Regions from separate parts of the Homo sapiens genome. Here region 1 is linked to region 2. The links are chromatin contacts, found by Hi-C in ENCODE. All regions are on one chromosome and are shown on one strand. The core of a region is the stretch at or near the end of the contact, and the rest is flanking DNA. Distances in the headings are between cores, read along the strand shown.

Region 1 (6,376 bases), core at 2,939-5,438, 890 kb before region 2:
AAGGAATAAGGTAAGTCTATATGCATTTGTTACAATTTACAAAATAATTTTTCTTTTTTTTTTTGAGACGGAGTCCCGCTGTTTAGCCCAGGCCGGATTGCAGTGGCGCAATCTCGGCTCACTGCAAGCTCCGCCTCCCAGGTTCACGCCATTCTCCTGCCTCAGCCTCCCGAGTAGCTGGGACTACAGGTGCCCGCCACCGCACCCGGCTAATTTTTTGTATTTTTTAGTAGAGACGGGGTTTCACCGTGTTAGCCAAGATGGTCTCGATCTCCTGACCTTGTGATCCGCCTGCCTCGGCCTCCCAAAGTGCTGGGATTACAGGCGTGAGCCACCGCACCCAGCCACAAAATAATTTTTCAAGTGAATAAAGATACAGAAGAATGTGCATGATATACTGACAGTGTCCTTTCAAATGCATTTTCTTATTTTTATTTATTTATTTAAAGAGATGGGGTCTCTCTCTGTTACACGGGCAGGAGTGCAGTGGCATGATCACCACAGCCTCGAACTCCTGGGCTCAAGCAATCCTCCTGCTTCAGCCTCCTAAGTAGCTGGGTAGCTGGGAATACAAGTGTGAACCACTATGCCCTACAACATTTGTGTCTTTTTTTTTTTTTTTTGAGACACTGTCTTGCTCTGTTGCCCAGGTTGGGGTTCAATGGTATGATCACGGCTTAACTGCAATCTCTGCCTCCCAGACTCAAGTGATCCTCTCACCTCAGCCTCCTGAGTAGCTAGAACTTCAGGCATCTGCCACAACACTTGGCTAAATTTTTCTTGTTTCCTTTTTGTAGAGATGGGGTTTTGTCATGTTGCCCAGGCTGGTCTTGAACTCTTGGGCTCAAGGGATCAGCCCACCTCAGCCTCCCAAAGTGCTGGGATTACAGGTGTGAGCCACTGTGCCTAGCCATCTTTTCTTTTTAAAAGCTACTAATGTTAGCCAGGTGTGGTGGCTCACGCCTGTAATCCCAACACTTTGGGAGGCCTAGGCAGGGGGACTGCTTGAGCCCAGGAGTTTGAGACCAACCTGGGCAACATGGCAAAACCCTGTATCTACAAAATAGAAATTAAAAAAGTGAAAAGAGAAGACATCTTATATACATTTGTGTATGAACTACAATGCCTCTAAAAGAATGCATAAGAAACTGCTTACAGTGGTTGCCTTTGGGAACTGGGGTCAGCAATGGGAGAGTTAACTTTTCACTGAATATCCTATTGTATCTTTTAAATTTTGCATTGTGCTATGCAAATGATAGTACATAAATAAATGAGGTAATGAAACTTTACTAATAAAATGCCAATTGATTTCATAAAACTTTATAATCAAAAATTAGAATACCTTTAACAATAATTTTCAGTCTTGTTCATAGATTTTTTTTGTTTTTTGGAGGGGGAAAGTCTGCAGAAACTGTTCAGTCCTATTCAAACAATTATTCAGTAATCGTTAGGTGCTAGTGATGCAAATATAGGAAGACATGAGACTAAAAGAGCTCACAATCTAGTAGACAGAATGAACATGTATTCAAATAGTCTCAATATAAAAAGTTACTTCTCAAAGCTTCTTTAATAGCAACTGAGTATAAACCCAGCATTACAGAGACTGCCTTCTGGGTTAAATCAGCAAAAATGACAGCCCAATAAGAAAAGGATAGGGAAGTGTGACCATGATTGAATGTAGGAAGCAGGTGAAAGTAAGACCAGAGACCAATGTGAGTAGGCTAGGCTCTGGCCAAGTGACAGTGATGAAGAAAGAGCCGTAGCTTAACGATTAACAGCACTAGAATTATCCAGCATGATTCTGAATAGCTGACAGTATTATGTAATAAAGCAAGAAAAAAGGAGCAGGTATGAGTGATTAAGCAAATATTTTATATAGACTACTGATAAACCAAAAACATTCCCACACTCTGCTATTCTTTTAAAAAATAATAAGCTCTTATTTTAGCAATTATATAAGATATGACATTTTATGGTAGCTGGAGATGAGACACAATCAGTGGGTTTTGCAATAATGTTAGAAGTAAAGGGATGAAGTATTTAATATTATGTTGTTAATTTTTTCATGTACATTGTGGTAAAATATTATTCCTACTACAGAGTAAAATATAAATAAGATAATGGTATTTTTCATCTTGATAACATCTTTTCATCTGGAGATCTTAAAGCATTTGCAAATGTTCATTAATCCCCAATATCCTGATCAGATACACTAAAGAAGTAAACTGGGGTACAGAGAAGGTGAACAGCTCAAGGTCAATTGATAAACCAATAACAGATTTGGATAAAGATATACATTCTGGTTCTTGCTCCAAGTTCTGAGTTATAAGTCATATTCCCATTATAAAATGTTTCTTCTCTTAAAAGAACTGCAGAAGTTGTTTATCTTTGATGTTAAATAACAAATGATTAAATAGAGTTCAATAAATAGAAAACAAATGTAAAAACCAAAGAAATAGAACTGGGATGATTTTGTATCATAAAGATTCTAGTCTCATTTGTTAGAACAAAATGAGAAAAAACATTATTAAATTCTAGGGTTGGGAGGGCCTATTTATTGTCTATATTTTCCCAGACATTGTTCTATTTTTCTATGGACTAAGTTATTATGTCTAATACCTATTTTAGTCCTTATACAATCTTCCCTACAATGCAGCTATTTTAATTAACAGAACAAATGTATGATTGAACATCAAGGAAATAACCAAAACCATAATTAGGCATGCAGTACAGTATATTATAAATAATTATGATTCTTACATGGGAACAGAATCCTCTACATTTTATAGGGAACTGAAGATTATAATAAATCCATATAGTATCATAATGAACTTAATGATTATTTACTGTAAAAAACATGAAAAAAGGAAAATTTAAGTGTTTAGCACTACATACAATCCACAGCACTTTTCAGAAACAACTTCTGTATTTTATTCTATTAAAAAGCTATTAATTCTTAATATTACTTTTGATTTATTGTAGAACAAGACTCATTAGTTCCAAGCAGAATTTAGTAAGATTGAAACTCTTTTTTAAAAATTTAAATTATTACATGCTGAATTTTAATCAGTGAAACCAAAGGTTTTCTTCCTAAATGCCTACCTGCGCATTGGCTTTCCTTCCATGCACCATGAAAAGTACCCTTCACCACACTCTAAAGCCGAACCTAAGACAACAGAAAAGCAGGAACTTAATAAAAGCTATTTCTGATCTTTACAGTAACAATCTTTATATAATCATTTCACTCATTTCGTCAGTTATCAAGAGTTTCATATCCTATTATACCACAGGCCTTCTGCAGATGCACAATAACTTAATCTAGTACATTTAAGATTACCATCCTTACTCTGCATGCTAAAACGATTAAAGTAAAGGTGAGGGAAAGTATGCTAAATAGTCCCGACTGTTAGGTCAGTCTTGTTTCTCTTCAAAAAGTGCTTGGAGATATTTAACTGTGATCTCGACATCAAGTATATTTACAGAACAAGCACCAGATACCCACAGCAGTACTAACCTGATAGATCACATAGGGTACACGAGGCTTTAATAACGAATCTGAAGATTGTTAACTTGTCCCGAAGTGACAGGAGGAGGAGGCGTCTGCATTTGCCTTTACAAACAACTCCGCTTCCGACAGTCCAGGGAGCTTGAACAGGGCAGGGAAAGTATGGCTCCAGACTAACACTCTTTACAAGCATTTCCTTCAGTCCCCGATACAATGTTCACTACCCACGTAGCAGGATTTCGCCAGGTCCCGAGGGTTAAATGGGGGCGCACGTACTTTCTTCCTTCCCTGAATTCCAAACACTGTCTGGGGAAGCTGTCCAGGATGCGAAACCCCAGCACCACCAGGCAGGACAAAGCCCGGGGCCTCCTCTGGCTCCCGAGATAGGCTGTCAGCCAGCGAGAGCGCACTCTGGCGCTCCGCGAGGCCCGGCCCCAGCGCCCCAACAGTCTCTTCTCGGCGCCGACTGACAGGCGACCGACCTGACCCCATGGGGCAGCTCAGCAACTTGGGACCACATATCTGCGAAGCGAGCCCTGGGGCGCTGTCCGCTGTCCCCTGCTCTAAGGTGACTGGCTCACTTACCGGCTCTGACACTTTCTTCTCTGCAGCAGCCTCCTCCGTCTACTCCGCCCTCCACTCCTCTCTGCCTCCTCCTCCACCGCCGCTAACGCAGGCAGGATGCCGCTCGTAGAGCTATTTCCTTTCCCTTCACCGGCCCATATCCAGAAGCAGGAAGTAGTCCTATTCTTAAATCGTTCCCGCAGGAACCCACATAATCCGCCAAGGGGTTCCGGTGCGGCTCCGGAAGTAGTCGTGCCCTTTGCTGGGGCATTCAGGTAACCTCAGAGGTTGTTTATCCTCGTGGGGGTTCCTTGTATCCCAAGAGTAACCATTTTTAGAATTCACTGCGGAACTGGCAGTATTTGAATACTGAAGCCTCCTCTTTTCTTCTTTGTTTTCGCCAGCAAAGGCAGTAAAGGGTAGTCACAGAAAGCTAAGAATTTGTATTTCTTTTTAGTTGGTGGGTCTCCTTTTGGCACAATGTTCCTAATTGTGGATTGAATTATTGCATGCACACATGGGTTGGCATGTATCTGTCAGGCCTCTACTATGTGCAAGGTGCAGAAGTTAGATAGACAGACCAGAGATAGACCTTATCCTCCAGATTTCCCACGGTCAAACTTTCAGGACACCAGGATTTTATCCAGGCTCTAAGGCTGTGTTAGTCTGCCCTTTCTACTTAGTATTCACCACCAGACACTTCACCAAACACATCTTCTGTGGATTCACTTTAATGTTAAGGAGGGAAGAGTATATTTTCTTAAAAAAATTTTTTTTCAGTAGCAAGCAGAGCCAAAAAAGTATATTTTTAAAATTATCTTTTCCTCCAGATTTTCCCATAGCACACAGCCACCTGATTTTTACCGTATATTAATATTTAGAAAACAAGTGATACAAGTGTAAGGTGGGGATTACAATTTCAGGAATATCAGAGAAAGACTGTTGCTGATTTCCTGGTAAGTATACTAGGCTAAGTATTAACCAGATTTTCTTTAGCTGTTCTTTATGTAGAATCTACACAGGTGTGTCCAGTTGTTTCTGAGGGGAAAGGATACCTCTTGTTAATTAGCTTGTAGTGGAAAATACATGGCCTTTAGATCCAGATATAGTGGCCCAGTGGATTCTTCTTGCCTGCTGCCCAGATACAGATGATTTATCAAGGTATAGGGATTGCAATGGAGAAAGAGTTTTACACAACATCGAGTGGAAAAATGGAAGAAGTTTTATTATTACTCAAATCAGTTATATTATTACTCAAATCGGCCTCCTGGAGCATTTGGGGGCTAGGTTTCTTTTCAAAGGTAGTCTGGGGAAAGGGGTAGGGGTGGCTAGGCAATGGGTGCTTGCTGCTGACTGGTGCAGTCATAGGGGTATGGGAGATGGTCCTCCTGCCTACTGAGTTGTTTCTGGGTGGAGCCACAGGAACAGTTGGTGGGTCCAGGTGGAGCCATCAGTAGTCAAACATGCAAAAAACTTAAAAATATACCCAAAAAGGCCAATCCTAGATTCTACAATAGTGATGTTATCTGTAGGAGTAATTGGGGAAGTTGCATATCTTGTGACCTCTGGAATAATGGCTGGCAATCACTTATGTCTACACTTAACAGAATTCAGGCTCATCTATCCCCGTTGTCTGGTGGTCTCTCATTAGCTTTACAAAGGCAATTGAGTTTTGGGGAAGGACTGTAATTATTTAAACTATTAAACTAAATGTCTCCCAAAGTTATCTTGGCTTAAGCCCAGGAATAATTAAGGACAGACTGAAAGCTAAAGGCAAGATGGGGTTTGGCTAGATCAGATCTCCTCCACTGCTATAATTTTCTCACTGATAGAATTTTTGCAAAGGGGGTTTCAGTTTGCAAAGGCGATTTCACGGATACACATAGGTACAAATCCTAGACCTGTAACTGACTAGCTTTGTGATCTTATTGAAAATTTTTACTGCATGTGTATATGTGATATATATACATATGCAGTAAAATGATTTCTTTTCCATATTTTAAAACTTTTCATAAATGGTATCAAAGCATATGTATTCTTTTGCAACTTCCATTTTCCACTCAACATTCTGTTTGTAAGATTTGTCCATGTTGATCAATGAAGGTCCAATTCAGTGATTCTCAAAGTGTTGTCCTGGACCAGCAGCATCAACATCACTTGGAAAATGCTAACCCTTGAGCCCCATTACAGACCTATTGAATCAAAAACTGAAGGTGGGCCCCAGTAATCTGTGTTCTAACAAGTTCTCCAGGTGATTATAGTGCATGGTAAAATTTGAGAACTACTGCACTAATTTATTTATTTTCA
Region 2 (6,054 bases), core at 2,729-5,228:
GGCATCCTACAGAATGGGAGAACATTTTTGTAATCTACCCATCTGACAAAGGGCTAATATCCAGAATCTACAAGGAACTTAAACAAATTTACAAGAAAAAAACAAAGAACCCCATCAAAAAGTGGGAGAAGGATATGAACAAACACTTCTCAAAAGAAGACATTTATGCAGCCAACAAAGATATGAAAAAAAGCTCATTATTACTAGTCATTAGAGAAATGAAAATCAAAACCACAATGAGATACCATATCACGCCAGTTAGAATGGTAATCATTAAAAAGTCAGGAAACAACAGATGCTGGAGAGGATGTGGAGAAGTAGGAATGCTTTTACTCTGTTGGTGGGAGTGTAAATTAGTTCAACCACTGTGGAAGACAGTGTGGAAATTCCTCAAGGATCTAGAACCAGAAATACCATTTGACCCAGCAATCCCATTACTGGGTACATACTCAAAAGATTATAAATCATTCTACTATAAAGACACATGTACACATATGTTTATTGCAGCACTATTCACAATAGCAAAGACTTGGAACCAACCCAAATGCCCATCAATTATAGGCTGGATAAAGAAAATGTGGCACATATACACCATGTAATACTATGCAGCCATAAAAAACGGTGAGTTCATGTCCTTCACAGGGACATGGATGAAGCTGGAAGCCATCATTCTCAGCAAACTAACACAGGAACAGGAAACTAAACACCGCATGTTCTCAGTCATAAGTGGGAGTTAATGAGAACACATGGACACAGGGAGGGGAACATCACACACTGGGGCCTGTTGGGGGGTTGGGGGCTAGGGGAGGGAGAGCATTAGGAGAAATACCTAATGTAGATGACGGGTTGATGGGTGCAGCAAACTACCAAGGTGTGTGTATACCTATATAACAAATCTGCACGTTCTGCACATGTATCCCAGAACTTAAAGTATAATAACAAAAAAGAATCTATTTTGCCATATTTTCTGAATTTTTTGCAATAGGCATTTTAACAATAAAAATAACAATAAATGATATGAAAAAAAAGAAATTTATTTTCAAGTTACCCAGTCTGTGATAGTCTGTAATAGCAACACAAAATGGGCTAAGACAGCAAGCAACTGAGTTATAGTTTATTTAGGTTTATAGCAACAAATCTGTACCTAGCTGACCTTATGCCCTCATTGGCTTTCTGTGCCTCTTCTGTTTGCCTGAAAGATAGAAGCACCTCTGTGTTTTACCTCACTTCTATCTCTCCCTTCAGAGGTGAATGCACTTCGGCAGTTTTCAGAACTCTGAGCTGATACTTCCTAAATCGATATCACTATCCTTAACTCAGACCACTCTATAAGCTGGTACTATGGTTTCATTTTACTGACAGATACTTCTAAGATTTCATTCATTCATCTACCACTCCAATGTGTATAGCACCCCTTATGCATACCTACTAAATATTAAATATTGTGAAGTTTTATCATCTCAAATACAAAGATTTCCAACCAAATTCAGCTGCTGTCCCACATTCCATCCTGCCCTTTATAATTTCTCTCTCTACTAATTGTATCCCCAACTTTCTGCTGCTTTATCTAAAATGTCATGACTCTTCTCTCTCTATTATTATCACGTGCAATCAGTCTCTGTTAATTCTTCCTCCAGTGGCTCAAAAATCAACTCCTTTTTTTCACGCAGCTGCCATGCTGGTCTAAGGCCTCATCAAGTGGCACCTGTTTAATTAACCGCCATCAACTTTTATTGGCCTCACTGATTCCCATCTGTTTCTCACTTCAATTCATTTTGTACCCTGTGCTGAATTACTCTTCCTGCAGCATGGCTCTGAAAATGTCATTCCTCTGTTCAAGAATTTTGAGTGCTTCCTTCTGCTTATGGAAATAAGCCCCCAATTTGCCAGTCCCTCAGTAGAGATTTCTCATGAGCTGGATTCTCCCTATCCCAACTCATATTTCACTATTCCACTTCAGAAACACATTTAACATTGTTTCTGCACTATCCTCTGTACAAGCCTCCGTGCCTTTGCTCATCCAACTTTGATTATACCCCTCACTTCTCTCTATTAGTCCAAACTCTGTTAAACTAACTCTTCAGGGCACAGCTCAAGTCTTTTCCAGGAAGCTGGCCCCAGCTAAAACCACAGTTTAGTTTTCTTAGAACTGGAGTAGACTTCATAGAGCACCCTCAGGGACTCTAAGCCGCAAAAATATTAAATTCTATTCAACAAAAATTTATTGAATATTCATTATGCACTAAGCCCCAGACTAGGAACTGGGAACAAGAAAAACAAATAGATGTGATCTCTCTTTTTAAGGGACTCTTGCTTATTGGAGGGTACAAAATATATAAACATACAATTGCATTAAAAGCTGTCAAGTTCTAAGATGGAGATAAACACATGCTGTGAGAATGAGAAGGATGGGCATTTAGTCTAGCTGAGGATTCAAGGAAAGAGTCCTAGTTGAGACATCTTGTGATAAGAATGTTAAAGATGAGCAAGAGCTACCAAGACAAAAGTGGGAAAGAAATTTGAGACAAAGGGAACAAAATAAATGAATGCAGAGACATAAACAGTGGGAAGGAGGTGAGGAACTAGAAGCCTGGTAGCACTAGACTATAATGTTGTGAAACAAGAACTGGTGAGAGATGAGATGGGAAGTGACTGGAGAGACTAAGCCAGGCATTTGGGGTTTTGTAAACTATATTAAGAACTTTGTACTCTAATCTGTAAATGATGAAGAACCATTAAAAATGTTTACACAAGGAGGTTAAATGATTGGGTTTTGCTTTTAGAAAAAGTATGCTCCTTACGTTGTAGAGACCAGATTTAAGGGAAGCAAGTCAGGAGAAAGGAAACTACAGATTGCGATGTTCCAAGGAGAGGACAAGGACCTAAGTAAGGAAATCGTTATTGGGGATGAGCCTGAAAACAGATTTAAAAAATAGTTATGAGCTAAAACCATTAGACCTTGCTGATTGCCTAGATGTAGAAGGCCCAGGACAATGAGAAGTCTTACATAATTATTTAATCTCTGGTTTGGGCAACAAGATGGTTATGCCAGTAATTAAGCTAGAAATAAAGGAACCATTGGTGAACAGAGAACAACAATGAAGACAGTTCCAGGTATGTTGAGTTTGAGATTCTTCTGGGACATATCAAGCTAAAGATTACATATGAGTTCTAGGGTAAAGATTAAGTTTGACATTAGTTGTCATTCCAGTTATAAATGAAACAATGACAAGGATGAAATTCCTCAAGCAAAGTATGTAAAGAAATGGAGACTTTGGGGTAATGTTAGAAACCTGGGTTATTGTAGTTACTGGACACACAGAAGAGGAAGAGCCCCAAAAGACAAGAAAGAAATCACTCAAAGAAGCAAGAGGAATGCCAGGACAGATTGGAGTCAAGAAACTAAACCAGAGGGTTTTAAGATAGGGCGTAAGATACGGACTGAGAAAGCATCCTTGGGTTTCGCAATACAAAGTTCATTGGTGACCTTTAGAAGTGAGTCTAGGCTCCGAACCGTGATGTGTTGAAGTGTAAATGAATTACAGTCATGAATACAGTTTACTTAGCTGAAAACGAAAGGAGAAGAATTAGGGCACAGCTAGAGGCGATGCAAGGCCAAGAAATAGCTGACTGAGGCTAAAGGAATACAGATTGCAGAGGCACACAGTAAATGAGGGTCTTTATTTCATTACAAATATACAGTTTAATACTCAAAAATATCTTTCAAACACGAGGTCAGAAGGGAAATAAAGTTGCATGAATTGCCTTTGGTAGAGTTCTAACTACTTTGTGTACAGGAACATTATGTTTCTATTTTCACTGGGACCCAGAAGCACGCAGAGCTGCCTCCTCTCTTTCGTCACATGTCTCCTGAGATCCTTGAATAACTCAATTTTGGGATGTAATCATTTTGCTTTCAGGGAAGCTGAATACCATTTTTGTGAGGAATCATTCCACCACCATGTGGCTACTCTTGAGAATAGCATTTTTCTCAACTTCCTCCTAGAGCTAGCTACTGGGTTGAGTTCCCAGAGAAGGAGAATTCCACAGCTCAAAGAACTTTAGAAACCCTCTCTTTATTTTGCAGATAAGGAGAGCAAAGATAACTTGCCTAATTTTTCAAAATTTCCGTATATTTTAACTGGTTATGAATATTTTATACATTATGAGTGATTATATATATATAAAGCAGACAACAAAAAACACATACAAAATCTTTCCATGTTCATTCAAACCCAAGGACAACATCCCTGTCAGACTGTCTTAAGTAAAAAATATTGATGAAATGCAGCAATACACAGAGATCAGTGTTTCTAAACTAATCTTTAACAACAACATCCTGCCTTGAGGCTAACATGATGTTTTGTTTAAATTTAAGCCATTTCCAAAAAAAGTTTTAATTTCCGCAAGTTCAGATTGGTAAAATAGAAAGCATACCTACAGAGGATCAGTCCTTAGGTGATAATTAGAATGTGTTTATTATCTTAAGATATAAAACCCAGTTGTATAATATCTTTTGTCATTTTGCTTTTCTCTATCTTTTTTTGTGATAATAAAAATAACAGATGTCATTAAAGAAAATGTGAAGGTTTCAAGGGAAAAAGACATAAAAGTCACTAAAAGAGTTCATAACCCAATAGTATTTTAAAAAATTTTTTGGCACTTTTAATCCCTTATAACTGCTTTAAGTTAAAGAAATCAAGCTCACTATTTTATTTATCCCATTGAATTAGCTAAGAGTTAAAAAATGATTTCTTATATTTACAGAAGTTATTTCACTCTTCATATTAATCACACTTAATCAAAAAGTGTCACAAACTCTTAAGACTTTAAATAAATGTAAAACTGTTAAAACAGAGCAAAGTTGACAAGGTTTGGGCCACCTTTATGCAAGGTGGCATCTTCAGCCAGACTGTCCATATGTTCATTAATGCTGTCTTTAATTATTTCTAAAAATCTTTAAGGCATTGGCTGCTCCCTGCATCTTTAATCTGCTGGTCCAAAGATGCTTCTGGTGAATGGAAGTGCTCTAAATTAGCAAAACTAGAATAACCTAAGCTTTGAAATGTTTCAAATCAAGGCAATGGACTTCTTCTGAATAGTACAGTTGATCCTTGAACCATACAGGTTTGAACTGTGTGGGTCCACTTACAGAGAGATATTCTTCCACCTCTGCCACCCCTGAGCAAGATCAACTCCTCGGTCTCAGCCTACTTAACATGAAGACAATGAAGATGAAGATCTTTATGATGATCTAGTTCCACTTAATAAACAGTAAATATATTCTGTCTTCCTTATGATTTTCTTAATAACATTTTCTGTTCCCTAGCTTTATTGTAAGAATATAGCACGTAATACATATATTAATAACATATAAAATTCAAAACAGTACAAAATGGCTGTTTATGTTATAGTTAAGGCTTCCAGTCAACAGTAGGCTATTAATAGTTAAGTTTTTGGGGAGTCAAAAGTTAAATGCAGATTTGCAACTGCACAGGGTCAGGGGAGTTGGCACCTCTAACCCTTGTGTGTTGTTCAGGGCTCAACTGTAATGATGTCAATAACGATGACGATAACACCTTCTAAACCTTTTAAAGCATAAATGTTTTATGAACCTCTCATTTAGTCATCTTAACAACCCAACTTTACAAACGAAGGATTGTTAAGTAATGGCCCTACTTCACACAGCTAATATTCAGATAGTTCCTCTCTGCCCTAAAACCTGGAAGTGTGTCAGCTTCAGTAACCACAGTCCCATAGTCCAAAACAGTTTCTAAATACTGAATGCTTAGCCAGCCCCAGGGTTTCTGATTCTTTTCAAACTACATCAATGTGATTACATCACACCTGCAGTGGGTAAGATCTTGTAAAATTATACCTGCCCCACTTTTTTGCTTTTTTTTTTTTTTATTAAGTCAGCCTAAGGAGTTCATTTCTGGGGAAATACCAGGATATTTTACAAAAGAAATGCAAAGAGAAAAAAATGTGCTAATATTCAGTTTCTGATATACAAAACAGAATTATTCAGAAGCCAATATTCTGACAGAGGGTTTT

What was found. A loop is a pair of places that touch in the nucleus more often than their neighbours do. Pooled maps may share reads with other maps.
Region 1: a pooled map shows a loop between it and region 2 (3-fold over the local background). The contact joins the promoter of KLHL20 here to the enhancer-like site in region 2. A Hi-C loop is called at or near these places in 2 of 168 maps with a recorded cell type or tissue (B cell and naive thymus-derived CD4-positive, alpha-beta T cell), 6 of 37 single-sample maps with no recorded cell type and 11 of 50 pooled maps.

Annotation. Positions count from the first base shown.
Region 1 is chr1:173,712,793-173,719,168 of GRCh38, reverse strand. It overlaps KLHL20 (kelch like family member 20), which reads right to left and starts at 4,188. Exons shown (of 12, transcript NM_014458.4): 1 at 4,091-4,188; 2 at 3,103-3,166. The coding sequence starts at 3,125. It also overlaps a transcript of ANKRD45 not described here. RefSeq lists enhancers at 3,645-4,014, 4,095-4,284.
Region 2 is chr1:172,824,100-172,830,153 of GRCh38, reverse strand. It overlaps LOC105371618 (a long non-coding RNA gene), which reads left to right. Exons shown (of 3, transcript XR_007066734.1): 3 at 4,965-5,029. Among named protein-coding and RNA genes, the nearest start is that of FASLG, 170 kb to the right of the region's middle. Within about 2 kb of position 3,978, at least 9 of the 41 ENCODE cell types and tissues checked have a DNase peak (open chromatin) inside an H3K27ac peak, as active enhancers do.